2 separate regions of the Mus musculus genome follow, and region 1 is linked to region 2. The links are chromatin loops, found by intact Hi-C in ENCODE. Cell type or tissue: gastrocnemius. All regions are shown on one strand. Each heading gives the region's core, and the rest is flanking DNA. Links, peaks and the distances in the headings are about the cores only. Region 1 overlaps Tmem114 (transmembrane protein 114). Region 2 overlaps Pmm2 (phosphomannomutase 2).

What was found. Peaks named below come from ENCODE experiments on the same cell type or tissue, not always from the same donor. Only the 100,000 strongest peaks of a DNase experiment are listed, where the experiment ranks them.
Region 1: a loop joins it to region 2, with 2.3 times the contacts of the local background. A loop is called at or near these places in 8 of 42 quality-filtered maps.

What each region holds. Positions count from the first base shown.
Region 1 is chr16:8,408,029-8,418,207 of GRCm38, forward strand. Tmem114 (transmembrane protein 114) reads right to left here. Exons shown (of 4, transcript NM_029070.2): 3 at 4,073-4,210; 4 at 1,248-1,733. The coding sequence ends at 1,501. Among named protein-coding and RNA genes, the nearest start is that of Gm24579, 10 kb to the left of the region's middle. In gastrocnemius, for the core only: a CTCF peak has its summit at 4,384 (motif pointing right); a DNase peak (open chromatin) is centred at 1,482.
Region 2 is chr16:8,639,284-8,649,462 of GRCm38, forward strand. Pmm2 (phosphomannomutase 2) reads left to right here. Exons shown (of 9, transcript NM_016881.3): 2 at 3,455-3,566; 3 at 6,086-6,162; 4 at 6,890-6,981; 5 at 9,365-9,464; 6 at 9,599-9,674. Among named protein-coding and RNA genes, the nearest start is that of Tmem186, 6.7 kb to the left of the region's middle. In gastrocnemius, for the core only: a CTCF peak has its summit at 4,758 (motif pointing right); a DNase peak (open chromatin) is centred at 4,793; H3K27ac peaks cover 219 bases.

The DNA.
Region 1 (10,179 bases), core at 913-8,912, 230 kb before region 2:
TGATGCTGAGAACAGTGTTGTCATCTAATAACACGCACCAATGGCCGTGAAACCCACTGACGCACTGGCAGCTCCTGCAGTTCCTTCAGCCCAAGGATCCCCACCTCCCATCCTGGGCTGCAGTCCCCAGTGACTCCTGCTGAGTACTGCCAAGCTCCACACTAGGCTGGGCGAGGGCTGACATCTGGCCTTCAAGCTGGGCACAGACACAGAGGTGAGCATCTGAGGATGAAACTGTGGTTTCGAGGGATGTTCGTACTGGTTGTGCCTGCCCCTCTTCCTCTGGGGGCCTCCCGACACCCCTGGAGAAGTACAGAGGACCAACACTGCCCAGCTGAGTGGTCCAGGGGGTCTCTAGCCTCTGAGATACATCTGTTAACATTTCCAAAGTGAGCCCCTAGCCCAGAAACTCCTTGTACCAGAAAACCTTTCCTATGGAGAATTAGGCAGTACTCTTCCCAAATCCTCCACTTCCCTCCTCCACCCCAACTCCCCTCTCTCACTTCCCTCTCCTCCACCTCCACCCCAACCCTCCCACATGCCCTTCTTCACCTCCACTCCCCTCCTCCTCCACTCTCTGTTCCCCCCTCCATCCCTTCTTTCCTACCCCCTCCACTTCCTTCTTTAACCCCTCCCTCCACTTCTCCCTGCACTCTACTCTCACCGACCCCCTCTATTCACACACACTGGCTGGAGTGACTCACTCAGGAAACCTTCCCTCCTTGGTGCTGGGACCCCAGAGCTCTGACTTCTCCCTGGTGCTACCCACTGTGTCCTCCTGTCTGGGTCCAGGTTGTGTGAAGCTTAAGGTAGCATCTGAGGTAGAAGGACCCCACAGGACCCTGGGACGCTGTGCTGGCAGACAGGGTGACTCTTCTTTTCTTTTCTTTTCTTTTCTTTTTTTTTTTTTTTTTTTTTTTTTTGGTTTTTCGAGACAGGGTTTCTCTGTGTAGCCCTGGCTGTCCTGGAACTCACTCTGTAGACCAGGCTGGCCTCGAACTCAGAAATCCGCCTGCCTCTGCCTCCCAAGTGCTGGGATTAAAGGCGTGTGCCACCACCGTGACAGGGTGACTCTTGAAGAGCCAAGCATGCCCGTGTCTCTGTGCACCTTTGCACACGTTATCCCACCTCTCTGATCCACCCAGCATCTTCTCACAAAGAAGAGAAGCTGATCCAAAGGGCAGGGCCAAGGACAAAATGAAGCCAGAGGAGGCGCAGGGTGAGGCAGAGCTCAAAAACTACCGGGTGACTAGGATTGGTGTTTATTTCAGGTGATAAGGGCTCCACACTCCCTCTCTTCCGGACTACCAGAAGCACACACATGCGCACATCACAGCAGACTGGGCAGCCCAGATAGCACAAAGACAGCAGCCAGGGGGCACTCATCCTCAGCGAGCCACCACTGGCTTTCTGGCTTCTGTCAATGGTATTTGAGTAAGAAAAGGTTGCCATCCACTGAGATGGGTCCAAAAGGCCCTGCGCCTCCTGGGTTGGCCAAACTCAGATGGCTTGGTCCTGCCTCTGGCTCAGGCTGAGCGCACGCGCCGCTGCCAGGAAGACCACCCCAGTGAGCAGCTCAGATACAAAGCTAATCCAGCCGAGGGCCAGAGACCAGCCAAAGCGTATATCCACCTGATCCAGCAGGGCCCTCTCCTCCAGGAGGCATACTGCCTCTCGGAAGGCAACTGCTGAGTACGCAATGTAGATGCTGATTCCAGTGAGGGTCACCATGGCTGCAGGGAAAGACAGGGACAGTCATTCAGGACCTCTTGGTCTGCTCCTCCTCCTCCTCCACCCAGTTCCCTCCTGAACCCCCACCCCTTCTCTCCTCCACCCCCTCAGCTTCCTTCCTCACTCTTCTTTCAACTCCTCTTCCTCTCACCTCCTCCGTCCTTCCTGCCTCCATCCTTCTCCATTGTGCCTGAGAAGTCCTGGAAAGAAGCTATGTCTGCCAAGGCGGGTTGATTAAGACTTCGATGATGTAGATTTGTCCGTCCCCGCCAAAGGGCTTATCGGGCTGTCAGCAAGCCAGCCCTAGAGCAGCCTTCTCCGCATCTTACTTAAACTCACCTATCCAAATGTACCCACCGATGGACCACTTATGGCTTTCTTTATTCGTTGCCATAAAACGTTCCATGAATTTCTACTTCATTGGAACATGATATTTGTGGAGACGGAAGACCTGAATCTCTGTTCCCAGACCATGGTCACTAATAGTCAGCTCCAGGAAAAAAGAAAAAGAAAAAAAAAAAAACTTCTATTCTTTTAACATAAGAGCTGGATTTTCTTCACATACACCTCTTTCTCTTCTCTTTCTCCTCCCTCATCTCCCTCCCCCTACCTTCCTCTCCCTCCTCTGTCTCTCTCCTCTTCCCCTCTCCCTCATTATGCAGGTCTGTCCTCCCAGCCAAACTGCTGCCAACATCAGGAGTTCTGCTGGCCTGGAGGGGGCAGAGAGGGTCTTAGCACCCTCACCTGAGGATCTAGCCACCACCATTAGAAGCATTTCTACCCTAATTTTTTGTGGGCTTGTGGGAAGGGTTGGAGGAGATCCGGAGGGGAGAAAAGGGGTAGGCTTCATCTACACAGCCACAGGGAGTCATCACACATGCTGGGTGGGTGCAGACCTCCTGGGGTGGCTGCTTTAAGGTCATCTATGCTCTGCCTCACCCACTGCTCTGCCTGTAAGCCTCATAAACTCACAGGTTCCCCTGGTGAACTTCCGTTGAATCAGTGAATCATTGGGACCCAAGAAGGGGGAAAGATGTGGTTTACAACTTTTCTAGGGAGAAGTTTTAGCAACACCCTCCTGTTTCCTCCCCCTTCCTTCCTCTCATTCTATACACAATACACACACACACACACATACACACACACACAATCATGCCTGGATTGTTCCATGGTTTGGGGGGATCTTAACCTGGGTTCTCTTGCTTACATACCAAATGTTCTTACATGCTGAGCCATTTCCCAGGCCTCTGTCTTTCTTTCCCTTGTAATTCAGGGAGCCAGAGGGCACCCATCTGGGCTGTGGGTCCCACTTTCCCAAGGCCTGTAGCCAGTCATGTAAACAGAACTGCCTCGGCCGGTGTCTGCTGACCTGGCTTTGGTTTGGACGTGGTTGATTAAGTTTGTTTGGTTAGGTTTGGTTTAAGGATGGGTTTGGGTTTTTGGAGGGTGTGGTTTGGATTTGGGTTTGAGAGGTATGGCTTGACTTGGTATTGTTTTCTGTTTGTAAAAGTTACACTGTACGGTATTATCTGGACTTCAGCTTGAGATCAACACTCAGCCTGATGGGTGTGTACTGCCATGCCCTGAAGTGTGTCACTTTCTCGCAGTAAACCTTGCACATTTTCAGAGTATGATGCACATGGCGGTAAAGTGTGTGCATGGAGTAGCTTAAGACACTGTTAAATACATGGGTCAACTCACACAACTTCTTTTTATAGTGAAACACATAAAATCTACCCTCTTGGCCACATTCAAGTGCAAGGCGTATGGATACACGGTCTATGGGTACTGACTGTAATCACAAGAATGGACAATAGATCCCTGAACTTATGCCTGCTAAATGAAGCTGAGTGCCACACAGCTGGCGTGTCCCCAGACCCATCCGCTGCTTCTACTTGTGGCTCTGTTCTGTCTCACCATGAGCTCTGCTTACTGAGAACCCAGTGAAGCCATGCATGTGCACTGTGTCCTTCTGTGCCTGGTCAGTCTGATTTCCCACATCAGAAGGGAGCAAAGACAGCGGGTGTCAGCCCACAGCTCTAAACCGGAAGCCAAGGCCATCCTTGGGAGACCAAGACAGAGAGGTGGCAGACGACACAGCTTTGCAGCGAGATGCTGGGGATGACTCCTAAGGCTGTGCCCTACCCCGTCCTTCTTCCTTCCTGGAACCAGAGATCTGGGGAGCTTAAGGCTGAAAACCACTGCCTTTCCCAGCTACTGTACTGTCACAATGGGGGGAAGCCCTTAGAGAAGCTGAGACCTGCCCCTAAAGAGGTTTACAGCACGGCGTTCACCATCAGTACAACTGTAGAGCCTAGGCCCCGGGCAGGTGTACACCTACCTCCAAAGAGAAAGAGGATCCCGGTGAGCAGCAGAAGGAGGTGAGCTCGGAGGAGGAAGCTCAAGAACCCGGTCATCCCCCCAAACACCATCACGATCAGACTGAGTGGCAATAAGATCACGAATGTCCCGTGCATAGCTAAGGAGAAGAGGGTAACAGGCACAGGGGGTTACTAATATCTAGCATCCAATCATTTACATATGTTTACCACGTACCCACAAAAGTAGGTCTACACAACTACTTCTAGTGGTAGTTAAGAACCGTGGAGACTCCTGAATGCATGGTCTGAACTGTGAGCATCTTTGCACTTACTCTCTGCAACCCCTAGAGGGCAGTGTTGTATTATTTACTTATTCTCTCAGTGCCGATTCAAGAGCCGGCTATTCTAATGAGTATGCAAAGGACCAAGTAAGTCTAAGAGATAAACACCACCAAGTCTGGGGGAAAATCTAGTTCCCTTCTAGCTGAGGACAGTGACAAGTGGTGAGCAGAGGCGGTGGAGAAAGAACAGCTTATAAAATCCCTACACCTGGGGCTGGAGAGATGGCTCAGTGGTTTAGAGTACGAGCTGCTCTTGCAGGGACCTGGGTTTCATTCCCAGGTGTGAGAAATTAACTAATTTTTTAAAACATACAAGGTCAGGTGTGGTGGCACACTCCTTTAATCCCACCACTCGGGAGGTAGAGGCATGCCGATCTCTGTGAGTTCAAGACCAGCCTGGTCTACAAAATGAGTTCCAGGACAGCCAGGGCTGTTAAACAGAAAAACTGTGTCTTGAAAAACAAAAACAAAACCCTATACTCATGTTCTGCCTCTGCCTGGTCCTGTCCCAAATTACAGACACATCATAAATTCAAGGCACATGACTCATTTTATCCTGGGAGGGGGGGCATGGATCTAATCTCATCCCACACCCCAAACCCTTGGTGATCTTAACAATAAAACATTAATGCAATACAGGGGTTAGTGAGATGGCTCCATTGGCAAAACCACTGGCCATGTTTGCCTGAAGACAGGAGGAGAAAGCTAAGGCTACAAAGCTGTCCTCAGGTCTCTCTGTGGGCTGTGCTACACCTGTTCACACACCACACACGATAATGAACAAGATTTTAAACCTGTCATACAGGCAGTCTCTGACTGTGATCTGGGGGTCTATCTGTAAAAATAGTAGAATGGGTGGAAATTGCCCTTTCAATTTTGACCTTTTCTGCGGGTGCTAGAGATTTGAACTTGGATTCTCACCCTTGAGCCACAAGCTCTTTACTCTCTAGACCATCTCCTCGGCCCTTCCCCCCAGGGCATATTAAATTCAGCAGATGACTAGATGCTGTCTGCTAGGAGCCCAGCTCCACAGTCCAGAGACAAAGATGAATAGCTCACGGACAGTACACCCTGTGGATGAGCTGATAGACTGCACACAGGGATTAGCATCAAGACCACGGTGCTACACAATCCTCAAAAGCCATTAAACAAATCAACAGCCTCAACCACCAGGCGCACTGGCACTCGTGTGTCCCTCAGTGTCTCAGGATCGGCCGAGCACCGGCTGCTCACATTCCCATCCCCAGGGCTCCAGTGTCTGTTCTAACATAACAAGCTGGGGGTAGCTTTGCAACCTCAGTTTTCTCATCTGTCAAATGGAGAGCCAACAAATAGCCCATCCTCTGAGCCTGTGAGTTGGGGACTCGGTACATGAAAGGAAAACACCAATCATGGTGGGGCTGGAGAGATAGGTCTGTCCATTAAGCACCTGTTGTACAAACATCGGGACCTGAGTTTGAAAGCTTAAAGAAAGTGGGGTGCAACAGCAGCATCTGTAACTCCAGTACTGGCAATGTGGAAAAGTGCATCGTCTTTTGTTTGTTTTGATTCTCAAGACAGGGTTTCTCTGTGTAGCCCGGGCTGTCCTGGAACTCACTCTGCAGACCAGGCTGGCCTCGAACTCAGACATTTCACTGCCTCTGCCTCCTGAACACTGAGATTAAAGGCTCAGTATGAAAGCTCAGAGGGTGGTTCTGGGGATGTGGCTCCGTACACTGCTTGCCTACCATTCAGGACTGTGTTCCAAATCCAGCACCAAGGGAAACTAGGCATGATTCCCAAAACCTTTTAAGGGGTGTGTGTAGCACCCTGAAGAGGTGACTCAGCAGTTAGGAGCATCAGAAGCTTGTCCAAGGATTTGAGTCTACGCACCTGTATTGGCTAGTTTTGTGTCAACTTGACACAGCTGGAGTTATCACAGAGAAAGGAGCTTCAGTTGAGGAAATGCCTCCATGAGATCCAACTGTAAGGCATTTTCTCAATTAGTGATCAAGGGGGAAAGGCCCCTTGTGGGTGGGACCATCTCTGGGCTGGTTGTCTTGGGTTCTATAAGAGAGCAGGCTGAGCAAGCCAGAAAAGAACATCCCTCCATGGCCTCTGCATCAGCTCCTGCTTTCTGACCTGCTTGAGTTCCAGTCCTGCATCCTTTGGTGATCAACAGCAGTATGGAAATGTAAGCCGAATAAACCCTTTCCTCCCCAACTTGCTTCTTGGTCATGATGTTTGTGCAGGAATAGAAACCCTGACTAAGACAGCACCCAAGTGGCAGCTAACAACCATCTGTGATGCCAGCTCTAAGGGGGCCCAATTCTTCCCTGGCCTTCATGAGCACTGCCCACAGGGCGTGCATTGACATAACACACACACACATATAGTAGTAGTAATAATAACAATAATAACAACAACAATAATAACAATAACATCTCAAAAACAAGCAATTTAAACCAGACATCATTGTGCATGCCTATAATCGCAGTAGTTGGGAGGTAGAAGCAGAAGGATCAAAACTTTAAGGTCACTCTCAGCGACACCGTGCATGCTTGGCCAGACTGGGCAACTCGAGACCCAGCCAAACCATAAACCACCACCAAGGATTTATTTGCTAAGCTTTAGAGTCAAGGTGTTTGAAAACATGATCCTCATCCCCACGGCAGGGGGTGGCCCTGCCTCTCAGCAGCCACTTTGTGGCAGCAGGCAGCAGCATTGGCTTAGGTTCTCCCTCTGCCTCTGTCTCTTCTCTGTGTGTTTCCTCTTGTAAGGACACTCGCTCATCACGGGCCTTACAGCCTATTACACTAACCCAAGAGGGCCTCAACTCAAGATCCTCAACTCCATTCACAGTGTTGCTCTTCCCCAATAAAGCCGGTCACTCACTGATTCTGGAGCTGAGGGCGTGGGCATCTCTCTTCTAAATGTATTCATTTAATGTAGGGGTGGCATCCCGTGGCATGCATGTGGACATCGGAGGACAGCTTTGTGGGGTCAGGTCTCTCCTTCCACCTCTACGTGGTGATGTGGTTTGCATAGGAACTGTTCCCCTGTAGGTCTGTGTGTTTGAACACTTTGTCCCCAGCTGGAGGCAATGTTTGTTAAGGTTGTGGAACCTTTGGGAAGAGGGGCTCTGCCAGAAAATGTACATCACAGAGGTCCAGCGGGCTTTGAGGCTTATAGACTGACCCCATCTTCCATTCAGTTTTTGTTTCCTTGGTGTGGATGTAATGGGATCAGCCTGCCTCCTGCTCCTGCCACCCACCTTGCCTTCCATACTGGGATTGAGTTCTATCCCTCTGGAACTATGAGCCAAATAAGCCCTTTCCAATAAGTTGTCCTTGTCATGGGTATTCTATTATGACAACAGGAGAAAAACCTAATGAACCTGGGTCTTAGGAATGGAACTCAGGTCACAAGGTGTATGAGGCAAGTGCTCCTGCCTACTGAGCCATCTCTTAGATCCAGGTATGTTTATTTGTTAGTAGTATCATTTACCACACTACCATACACCTTGGGTGATACACAGTAGGAGTATCATATATGCCAAGAGTAGATGCTCAATAGGTGGTTGCTATGGTGACCATGGTATCATTACATTATAGAGAGCTGTATGGCGTCATTATAGATCTGAGTGTTATACTGGCTATGCTTAGGATAAGTGTCTCAGAAGCTCATCATCCGGAGGTGATGAGAACAGCAGGAGCTGGGCCTGAAGTAGATGGAAATGTACCTCCCAAGGACACGGTGGGAGCCTGCTCTCGTCTCATTCCTACATCCCGGCTGTGAAAGGAGCAGTTTTGCTCAGCCAAGTGTCCCCACCGCATTGTGTCACCACAGCCACAAAGTGATGGGCCCAACTGAGAACAGCACAGTGTGACCTTCAGATCCATGAACAAAAATAAACTTTCTGTGCTCATGAGCCGAACAAGTCAGGTGTCCTAATAAGGGAACCCTGACTAATCCGGCTGAGAGATGGCAGCAAACAGCAGTGCACAACCTGTAACACTGTAACTAGCACAACCATTCCCCCACGCAGCTTAATGTTCTAGGCATATTCATCCTTTCATCTTACAGGCTCCATAATTTTCCTTAACATCGTGTATACACAGAAATGTCTACTCATCTGACCCGCACCCCCTGAGGCTTGTCACCACCACTTCAAACAAACACTGTAAACCTCGCCCTAAAAATGTCACAGAGAACCAGGCAGTGGTGGCGCACACAGCACTTGGGAGGCAGAGGCAGGTGGATTTCTGAGTTCAAGGCCAGCCTGGTCTACAGAGTGAGTTCTAGGACAGCCAGGGCTACACAGAGAAACCCTGTCTAGAAAAACAAAAAACAAAACAAACAAACAAAAATGTCACAGAGATTGTACAAGTGGAATCGATGCTTTAAGATTTTTAAGCATGGGTTGGCTTTCCATAGATGCCCAGAAAGGCTGCCTTCATACCCACGCCTTCACACTCCCAAGGAGTTGAGGCCCTGCATTAGTCAGCTGTGGCAAAACATCTGAGTGAGAGAAAAATAAAGAAGAAAGGTTGCTTTGGGCTGAGTTTCCAAGGCTTCTGTCTTTGCTCACTGGGTTTCCTGGCTCTCAGGCTGGTGACAGCAGAAACACCATAGTAGACAAGAGCTACCCATCTCTAGGGAGTGAGGAAGAGATGGGGTGGCGGGGGAGGCCAGGAACACAGTACTTCTCAGCCACTTCCTCAACCTGCTCGGACTAAAGCTCATAACTCAGACGCATCCACAGATTCGCCACGGACACAGCTAGTGCCGCTCAGTGGCCTCTCTGCTCTTGCCACCCGGTGACCTCTCTCTGCCCTGGACACTCGGTGACCTCTCCACAGACCAAGACTGTGAGGGGAGATTCTATATCCAAAGCAGAGCAGACTGCGGGGGCTCTGGCCTCACTTGCTCTCTGAATCCCAACTTGCCTGCAGCACCGCTATGAGGAAATCATACGTTATTTCCCTGCTATGCCCAGAGCTTTGCAGCGTTGTGTGTTTTATGTCCCCTCTGGTTCCACCCCCGCTCTTCCATTCTCATTTCGCACCCAGCTTCATTTTAATTTTCCACACGACTGCAGCGCCCGTGCATCCTGAATGCCAGGAAACCCAGTCTGGCGATTTCCCCGCCCCCAACCTCATCTTTTCAGAGATAGCCAGGCCAGGTCCCCAGCCTCAGTCAGCCTCTGCCGCCAGCCTGGTTTGCTAGGGAAAGCATTTGACCCTCTGAGTCCTCATCTGACCAGCTTGATCATGGCCACCTACTCAGAAGAGACATGGGTGAAGATGGGTCTAGAAAGATGGGGTATGCCTCTGAAAAGCACATTCTAGCCCACCCTCCAGAACCATAAGGCTTCTGGCTGTCTCTGGAACATTCTGACCCAATCCTATCTCCTGCCTTGGCTTACTCATCCGCCTCAAAGTCTCTTGCCTGAGGCAGAATAGCCTGAAACTCTGACCCTGTGTGTGTGTGTGTGTGTGTGTGTGTGTGTGTGTGTGTGTGTGTCTGTGTCTGTGTCTGTGTGTGTCTGTGTGTGTCTGTGTCTGTGTGTGCTGTCTGTCTGTCTGTCTGTCTGTCTGTGTCTGTGTGGGTTGTACATATATCTGTGTGTGTCTCTGTGTGGTGTGTGTGTGTTTACATGTTCCTGCATGTTCAAGTCTGAGTGAACCTGTGTGATGTACACACAGAGGCCAGAGGTCAACCGCAAGTGTCATTTCTAAGAGCATCATTCAGTTTGGGTTTCAAGACAAGAGTCTCTGGCTGGCTGGAATTCATAACTCAGCTGT
Region 2 (10,179 bases), core at 1,397-9,396:
CCAGGCTGGCCTCGAACTCAGAAATCCGCCTGTCTCTGCCTCCCGAGTGCTGGGATTAAAGGCGTGTGCCACCACTGCCCTGCTGGTTTTTTGTTTTTTCAAGGCAGGGATTCTTGGTGTAGCTTTGCCTGTCCTTGAATTATCTCTGTAGACCATGCTGGCCTCGAACTCATGGAGATCCCCCTGCCTCTGCCTCTGCCTTCTGAGTGCTGAGAATAAAGGCATTTACTGTCCAGCTGCTACCATTCTACCATAAGGAAACTGAAGTAAAACTATTAAGACGTGGCACCTCCGTTTCTTACGGCAGCTGTGCTTCAAGGACCTAAGCTCCAGGGCACTGTTGACGGTCTTGTTTGTCATTTCCTTTTCCTGTGCAAGGGTGGAGACCACTCCAGGTACTAGATAAGCTACTGGGAAAGTGCTTCCGTGTCCCTAGCTAAATGGCAGTAGATGGACATGAAGTATAAGATAGAGAAGGAGCCAGGTGATCCAGATGTGCTTTCAACCCTTAGAACACCATGCGGGCAGTGATCACAAGCAATTGTAACAATAAGAGAAAAGTAATTTAGAAGAGAAGTTTCCTGTATGTTGGGTTCTGCAATTAAAATATTCTAGCAACAGATCTATGTATCATCCGCCTTCCCTGTCTCATCTGTGTGCGTTATCAAACATCACTAATCACAGTGCAATCTGGAAGAGGAAGAACAGGTTATCTTTTATTGTGGTTGTTGTAACAGGATATGGCCTCTGTAGGCTCCACGTGATTAGCACGGACCCAGAGGTTTGCACATTTCCCTGTTTGTATAGAAGTCTGTCTTCCTGGGTGCTTTCTTCCCTACCCCGTAACTTGAGATAAGATTCAGAACAAAAGAAGACAAATGGATTCAGGCCCTAACAGCTTCATGAATCATTTTCCAACTGTGGCATCCTGGAAAATCTCACAGAGATCATTGACAAAAATAATGAACAGAGAAGCCCAGTCCCTGTCACTGTGTGTTTGCTCTTGTTGAGTGACTTTAAACCAGGGTCACTGAGCTACTTCACCCCTTTCCTCTCAGCATGAAGGTCAAGGGTACCGCCCTTCAATGCTCAGAGTCACATCTCACTAGTATTCTATTACCATAGTGCAGAGTTGGCATACTCTTCTGTACAAGGCAGAAGCGCGCGCGCACACACACACACGCACACACACACACACATTTATTTGTTGGTTGTGGAGATCGAGCCCAACAGCTTGAACAAGCTAGGAAAGCACTCCTGCTAAGCTAGCCCCCAGGCCCAGAGAGTCAGTATGTTGAGGTTTGCAGGCCACATAGTCTCTGTCACAGCTATTTAACTCTCTGTGGGACAGAAGCCACAGGAACACCGACATAGAGCGTCAGTGTTCTGCTCCAGTAATACTTAGTTATTGGTCTAATGGCACACAGGTCTGTTTGATGCCTCCTGGAATCCACAGCTGTTGCCACCTCTGAAATACCTTCCATAATTCTTTTTCTTTCACCTCAATTCCATTTTTCAGGTGTTAACCTGCTTATTATATTGTTTTATAATTCTCAGGATTGGTTGTCTGTTTCACTTTTGAAATCAGCTGGTAAGCATGAGCATCAAAGGTATTTTCACAACCTCTTCACTTTGGCGATATTTAAGCTGAGAAAAAAGCTACAGAAAGAGCTCAGGTGGGCACAGAGCTAAGGAAATTGTCCTGTGAATTGAGAGGATACAGCAGGATGTGTCACGTTGGCTGACCACAGTGCCATGTGGCTCATCAGCGTGCAAAGCTTGAGTTGCCCTTCTGCTGAAGGTGGGACTGCTTTGCTGTGGTTAGAATTCCATTTCTTTAATTTTGTAGTCTTCCCTATCAACCATTCTGATGTAGCAAACCACTTGGGGATTAATTCAGTGGCCCAAAGAGACAACTAGCAAAGTTCTAGTTCTTTTTTAGTAAGTCAGTATTTCTCTGTCAAAAGTTGAGAGGAAAGCCAAGTATGGTGTTGCATACATTTAATCCCAGCACTTGGGAGGCAGAGGCAGGTGGATCTCTATGAGTTCAAAGCAAACCTGGTCTATAAAGTGAGTTTTAGGACAATCAGAGCTGTTACACAGAGAAACCTTGTCTCAAAAACAAACAAACAAACAAACAAGAAGTTGGGGAAATGTGGCTGGGGCTGCATCTCAGTGGTGGGGTGTTTGCCTAGAATGCAGAAGGCTGCACTGACTCCTCAGCACCCATAAAACCAAATCAACAAAAAGTATAAAAGATGCATCCTAAGGCCCTGCTGTAGGCTTACCTCCTGCAGCAGTGAAACACCTAACCAAAAGGTAACTTGGGGAGAAAAGGGTTTATTTTGCTAACAGTTCCATATCTCTGTTCCTTATCAAAAGCAGTGAGGGTAGGAATGTGGAGGCAGGAACTGATACAGAAGCCCTAGACGGTTGCTGCTTACTAGCGTGCTCCACGCTTTGCCTGCTTTCTTATAGAACCTACAACCACCAACCCAGGGACGGCCCCACCCACAAAGAACTGGGCCCTCTCCCGTCAATCACTAATTAAGAAAATGCTCTACAGGCTGGCCCACAGCCCGATCTTATGCATGCATTTTCTCAGTTGAGATTTCTTCCTCTCAGATGACTGGCTGTGGTTTGTGCCTAGTTGACATAAATCTAGCCAGCACAGACCCCTAGTTGTTTGTTTGTCTGTTAAAAGACATTTTTAGGAAATCCAAGTAGCCTTGAATTCCTGATCTTCCTGCTCCCATTTCCCAAACACTGGTATTGCAGGCTTGTGACACCTTTAAAAAACAAACGATTATGGGGCTGGAGAGATGGTGCTGTGGTTAAAAGCACTGGCTGCTCTTCCAGAGGACCCAGCATCCACAAAGTAGCTACAACCATATGTAACTCTGGTTCCAGATGATCTGGTGCCCACTTCTGCCCTCAGGCAACTGCATGCATGTGGTATACAGACATATATTCAAAGAAAACCAACAAAAAAGAATAAGCTAAATCTATGTATAAAAAGGTCACCACAACACAGAATAAAAAAAGCAAGTCATAACCCAGGACAGAATAGCTCCATAACCATACATTATCTGCTCCTGTGGGGACAGAGGGATAACAGACTGACAGGTACCTGGAACAAAGGAGCGTGGTACTGCTACCCCCAAGATGGGGGTGTTCTTTAGCCAGGAGTTCAAGGTTAGCCCAGGCAGTATAACACAACCCAAACTCAAAAGAAAACGAACACACAAGAAAGTGGGGAAAGGGGAAAAAAAAACAAAAAAGGTTAATAGCCCCAAATAATAACTAAATATTTAAATTTTTCTACAGGCCTAGTAATACCGCTGGGCTTGTGTGAGGCAAATTAGCTTGCTGATTCAGGGTAGGCTGGATTAGTTTGCAGTTTTCATTTGATTATGTGACTCAAAATCTTCCTGTTTTCCTTCCTGATATGTAGAAAATTACAGAAGAAATGGATGGCTTTCTACAAAAATTGAGGCAGAAGACCAAAATTGGAGTGGTAGGTGGGTCAGATTTTGAGAAACTGCAAGAGCAACTGGGAAATGATGGTAAGTGCTGACTGTACTCCGGCCCACGACTAATGCTGAGGATACTGAGACCTGCCACCATCACCCATGGAGCACACTTTCTGCCTTCTCTGGGAAAACATTTTCTTTGCCCTTATTTGGCCTTTGCTTTAGTCATATAAAAGTAAGTTCTGTGATCTCTGACAGACCCTTCCCTCAGGTGTACAGATAGACTCTCCCTGCCGTGTGTGCATGCCTGTGTCTGTGCTTGCGGAACCTTGTCACTTCTCTGTCACTTCAGCCCAGGCCCCACCTCCTGGCTGTCACCCCCCCCACACACACACTCAGATAAGGAGATACCTCTGGTCTCAGTACATTGTCCCTGTTGCTCTGACCCGGTGTATTCCAGGGTTCCCTAGTCATGAGAGGCACTAGATTCCCCTAGCACCAGTCTTCACACACAGGACTGGCAAGCTAGAGAACCTTTGAGATAGGGTGTAATTCTGTAGCCCAGGCTGGGCTCAAACTCATCTCCTGTCTCCACTTCCCGGGTGCTGGAGTGACAGGCATTAGCTGGAGAGTCTTCTGGCCTCTTTCTTGGAGATGGTGAAACAGTGGGTCTCTAGGACCTGGATATCATGTTTTCGCAAGTGTCCCCTCCCAAAATTCTGGTGCCTGACCTGCTGGTAGAGAGAGCACTGTCTTAAAGACTAAACTTAAGTCTATGTTGCAGACTGTTATTTATCTCTGTTTTCCCAGGGTCTCTGGGGTAGCTAGTCTGTGAGAAGCAGTGAGCAGAGAGATTGACAAACAGAGTTCTTCACTACCTGTTGTAGTGTGGAATGTCTGTGAACCAGGCACCTGGGCAGCTGAGACAAGGGAGTCTGGAGTTTTGAGATCAGACGGGAATACAGAGTGAAACCCTGTCTTCAGAAAGCTAAAAAGCCAAGGCTGGAGAGATGGCTTAGCAGTTAACAGCACTTGCTGCTCCTATGGAGGACCCACATGGCAGCTCACAACTATCTGTAATTCCAGTCCCATAAGGTGCACACACATACATGCAGATAAACCACTCATACACATAGAATACATTTTTTTTTTCCTTTAAAAACTGACATGAGGTTAAAACAGACAGAAACCTCACTGTTGTCCCAGAGTCAGGTTAGTACTAAGGACATATTAGACAGGATAGTTCACTGTAGCAGGCTTCAGGCCATCTCTTGCCTCTCCACTAGGTGCCAGTAGAGTGCACACACACACATACTCAGCCAGTGTAACAGCCCAGGCTGTCTCCAGACATTGCCAGGTGTGTCCTGGGGATCACATTGCCATGGTTGGGACTCAGCATGTCTTATCTGAAAGTGCAAGTCTGTGGGTCAGATCACTGGAAGTCGTCTCTGCATCTGCAGGACACATGCCACTTCATCTTCCTCGGAGGTACTCACTTTAGAAACACTCACAGCAACATTAAGAGGCATATTCAGCCCAAGAAATCCTGTCACAGAGGTGTTTGCCATCCCTGGCTCCAGTGCTGTAGTTAAGAACATGCTCTGAGAGGTTTTCTGTCACTGTAGCAGAACTGTGCTTCAGGGAGGATAACAAGAGTTAACATTCACCTGGAAGCCAGTTGAGAGCTCACCTGGCATCATCCATCAGGGCTAGTGGACACGCCTGTAACCTTAGCACTCTGGGGACTTGCTGTGGGCCTGAGGACGCGCTAGACTGTGTAATGAGATCCAGGCCAGCATGGGCTTCATGAGGGCCTGTCTCAAAAACAAACAAGCAGGCACCGGAGCACGTGCCTTTAGTCCAGCACTGGGGAAGCAGTAGCAGGCAGATCTTTTGTGGGTTATATGCTAGTCTTCCAGTCGAAATGAGTGTAAGAATCATCTTTTAAAACAGTATTTAAATTTTTATTTTTTTATAAAAAAAATATTTTGGGGTCTGGGAGATTGCTCAGTGGGTAAAAGCAATTAACAGCACAAGTTCAGTACTCAGAACCCGCACAGGAGAGAACTGACCCCGCCTCCATGAACACCATGATGTGTACATGTGTTCACAAAATAATATGTGGATGTATTTGGGTTTTGTTTGTTTCTCTGTGTACCCCAGGCTGACCTCGAACTCAGAGATTCAACTGCTTTTGCCTCTTGAGTGCTGGGATTAAAGGCACGCCCCACCATGGCCTAGCCAAAAATAATAAATATTTAAAAAACAAAAACAAAAAACAAATGGAGCCTAGCAGTTCTGCTCTGGCAAGCCTGAGAGCAGAGTGTGGTTGTGTCCTTTCCACTTTGTTCCTGGTGCTAATTCATGGCAGTTGGAAGCAGGCATGGGCCAGCATCTTACCTTACAGGCTGGAGGCAGGGTCCACCCGCAGCTCATTTGTCATCCCTCAGGCTTACAGCCAAAGCTGCTGTGGCAGTCCCCAGCCTCTGGACGAGAAGGGCTGCCAAGGTCTTAGGTGCTTAGCCAGGTCCTTGGTGGTGGGTGTTGAGGAAGGAAGAGAAAGGCAGGTTTCTATTCAACGCACCCTCAGCTTTATCTTGTTTTGGTTGTAGTGGTTGAGAAATACGATTATGTGTTTCCAGAGAATGGCTTGGTAGCGTACAAAGATGGGAAGCTATTGTGTAAGCAGGTAAGTTTTTACAAATGCAGCCCATTCTGGATGACTGCTACTGCGCCATAAGTAAGCCAGCCCTCCTGGGACAGCCAGGCATCTTAGGTACCTGGGCTAGAAAGTGAGTTCAAGACCAACCTGGGCAGCTTAATGAGAGTCCCGTTTATAAAGAATAAAGTAAACAGACCAGAGAAGAGCACACTGTGTGAGATAAGGATGGATTGCCTCTGGGCAGGAGGGAGGGAATCTTCACAGTGTGTTCTTTGTTAAATTTGAATTTTGCCTGTGCAGCTGTGGCTTGTTCCAGATAGTGACTGCATCTTTATAATGGCCTTTTAAAGCTGCTGGAGTCCAGCGTGCCTATTACAATAGCCAAAGCTAGAGCAGGCCACTCACCCAGGCAGGGGCTGTGAAAGAGAAGCTGTACTTAGCACTAAGAGCCGCCGCACTGAGCTCTCTGGCCCTTCCGAGGAGCTGTGAAAGAGGCCCAGGTTCCGAGGAGCTGTGAAAGAGGTCCAGGTTCCTGAGTGCTGAAGCTGAGACGGCCTCTGACGGAGGCACAGTGTTTTACCTAATGTTTCTCACCAGCAGAAAAGAGAACGAGGGGAAAGGACATCCGGGTGTGTCATTGTCCCTGCTAGGTCAGCCGGTGCCTTCTGCAGTGTTAGCAGGATAGCTGCATGTGCCATGAGCCGTTTGAAAGTACTTCCTGTTGTATCAAATAACTCATGCTTTGTTTGCCTAGAATATTCAAGGGCATCTGGGGGAGGATGTGATCCAAGACCTGATCAACTACTGTCTGAGCTACATTGCAAACATTAAACTCCCTAAGAAAAGGTGAGTTCACCCTTCACAGAGAGGCTCTTCTAGAATACTGAGCAGTGGACTCATAGGTGGAGAGTGGTAGTGAAAGCTGTCGAATGCTAGCTGTGCACACGCACATATGCATTACATACGTTACATGCACAACTTACATACACACACATACATTGGTTTTGGTTTTTTGGGGTTGTTTGTTTGTTTGTTTGTTTGTTTTGAGACAGGGTTTCTCTGTGTAGCCCTGGCTGTCCTGGAGTTCACTCTGTAGACCAGGCTGGCCTCGAACTCAGAAATTCGTCTGCCTCTGCCTCCCAAGTGTTGGGATTAAAGGCGTGCGCCACCACTGCCCGGCTACATACACATTTGTAAAAGACACATACACACATAATTTTTTAAAAGCATCGGAAGCTTGCAGTTTGAAAGTGTAAAGCTGGATGAATACAGAAGCAAGTGTGTTTGCTTGTGGTGCTTGAAGTCCACGCTACAGGGCTGGCGGGTGAGGAAGAGGAAAGGCTGGCTGTGCAAGCGTGGAAAGCTCAGTGCACATCCCCAGGCCTCGCATAGAAAGTTAGCCTTGGTCCCATGTACACTGCACTCTAAGCACTGTGGAGGACGGAGTCAGGACCACTGGGGCTCACAGGCCCTCCATAAAGCCAGGGTCATCCGAAGACCTTGTCTCAAGGGACTAAAGCAGAGACTGGCAGAGCAGGACACCCCAAAACAAACTGTCCTCTGACCTACATACATGCTTATCCTACCCGTTCTTCACAATATATATGTATTTATTATTATTATTATTATTATTATTATTATTATTATTATTATTATTTTAGATCTAAAACTAAAGACATAATTTTTTAAGAAGTATCTAGCCATCTTCCCTGGAATAACTGAAACATGTTGGTCAGCTCCATTTCCTGTGATCATGACAGGCCTGAATGAGCAGTCTGCCTCTGAATACATCAGGTTTCCTGAGCCATTAGTGAGACTGCATGGAGCATATCTCAGAGCCTGTCAGTGTCCTCTCTTCATGACATCAGTCTGTTCAAGAGCTCACTAGCAAACCAGATGCCCCAGGAGCAGATTTGATTCTCTAAAGAGCAAGTGCCTTTGAGCTGGGCTCCTTTCCAGCCCTTGTTACCATTAGATGCTCCTACAGCAGGTGTGGCAGAAACGGTGAGGCACGTGCAGTGATTAGTAACACACCCAGGTTCCCTAGTATGTATGTGTCTGTGTGTGTGTGTGTATACACACACACACACACACACACACACACACACACACACACATACCATCATCTTAGCAAATAGTCGATGTTAAATGTTATGACTAGTGAGACATGGTGCCTCAAGGTGTAACCCCAGCACTTGGGAGGTAGAAGAAGGAGGACCAGGGGCTCCAGATCATCCATCACTAGCTACATGGCAAGTTCAAGGGCAGCCTAGGTTACATAAGACACTGTCTAAAAAGTGGGGTGTGGGATATTCCTCCCTACGATCCTCCCCACTCTTGGGAGTTCTTTACTACATCTCTACATGTTGCTCAAAAAAAAAAAAGAAATAGGGCTGGTGTCTTAGTTTGGATTTCTATTGCTATGAAGAGACACCATGGCCATAGCAACTCTTATAAATGACAACATTGATTGGGGCTGCCTGATAGTTCAGAGGTTTGTTCCATTGTCACCATGGTGCTGGAGAAGTAGCTGAGAGAGAGTTCTACATCTGGATCCACAGGAAGAGATGGTTATAGTGGGCCTGGCTTGAGCATCAGCAACCTCCAAGCCCACCACCTCTGACATTTCCTCCAACAAGGCCACATCTCCAATAATGCTACTCCCTGGTGACTAAGCGTTCAAACACGAGTCTGTGGGGGCCGTTTCTGTTCTACCACAGCTGGGAGATTAGTGCAATCAATAAAACATTTTCTGTTCAAGACTGAGAACCTGATTTTGATTCCTACCACCCTCACAAAAGCTGGATCTGGTGGTGCCTGCTGGTAGCTGGTGCTGAGGAGGCAGAGGACAGGTGCGGCTCTGGGCTGCTGACCAGGCCTTGAAGCTGATTGGTAAGCTCCAGACTCACTGAGGGGCTGTCTTCAAAATCAGGTGGAGAGCAAGCCTTGAACACGCCCACGATGGACGCTGCTTCCAGCGTGCATTCACACATGTTTATGTGCATACGTGTATACACGCATTTTAAAGATCTGAACGAGGATTCCATTTCTCATCCACGCCAAGTCTCTGTTCAGCTCAATTTAGATGATCCACGATTTAAGTCTGTAGTACTGTGTGGCTCAAAGCTTCCATGATGTCACTTACTCATGCTGTCTAGAATGTGCTGTTGCCCAAATAAATAAGGTGTTTTATATTTGGGGGCACCCCTTGTCCCATTCTCCTCCCCAGGGGAACTTTCATTGAATTCCGAAATGGCATGTTGAATGTGTCCCCAATTGGAAGAAGCTGCAGCCAAGAAGAACGAATTGAATTCTACGAACTCGATAAAGTAAGTTCTCAGATGTTTGTGGGGGAAATGGCCAGCTTGGAGAAACCGTATAGCCTGTGGCCAGTCTTTTAAAATGCTTCTGTACTGCGATACAGTGGATGATTGCTGTCTGTCTGTCTGTTTGTGTCTCTCAGAAAGAACATATACGACAAAAGTTCGTAGCAGACCTGCGGAAGGAGTTTGCAGGGAAAGGCCTCACGTTCTCCATAGGTATGGCGCACCCCAGGCAGGCTGTGGCCCCTGTGCTCCGGAGCATGTGAGGGCTGCTGGGTGCTCAGGGGATGGAACGTGCCATGGTTGCTACTGGGGAAACGGAGGTTCCCGTATGGGAACTCACAGTCCCACTAATAAAAGACGTTAGAAAAGACTCAGAGGGAATCACGAACGATTTTATTAGTTTAAGAGAAAAACAATACAGGTTAGGTGAAGATCCCAGTAGCCACCAGGAGGAGAGGTGGGAAAACCGTGCTTTCAGAGTTAGATGTGGAGTAGAAATAGACATGTTACTAAGAAAGGAAAAGGTACCCCAGAGTGGAAGTGGGTGGTGAGCTTCCAGCCAGGCACGGCATGCTCTTTTATAGCCCCTCCCTCTTTTTGTATTAGGTGTGCTTTGTTCACAGGGTGGTTTGTTTGTTTGTTTGTTAATGCCAGGATAAGGAAGAGCTTCCAGTCTTCCTCTGCAACTGGCTTCTTTCATTTGTTAATCTCTCTCTTT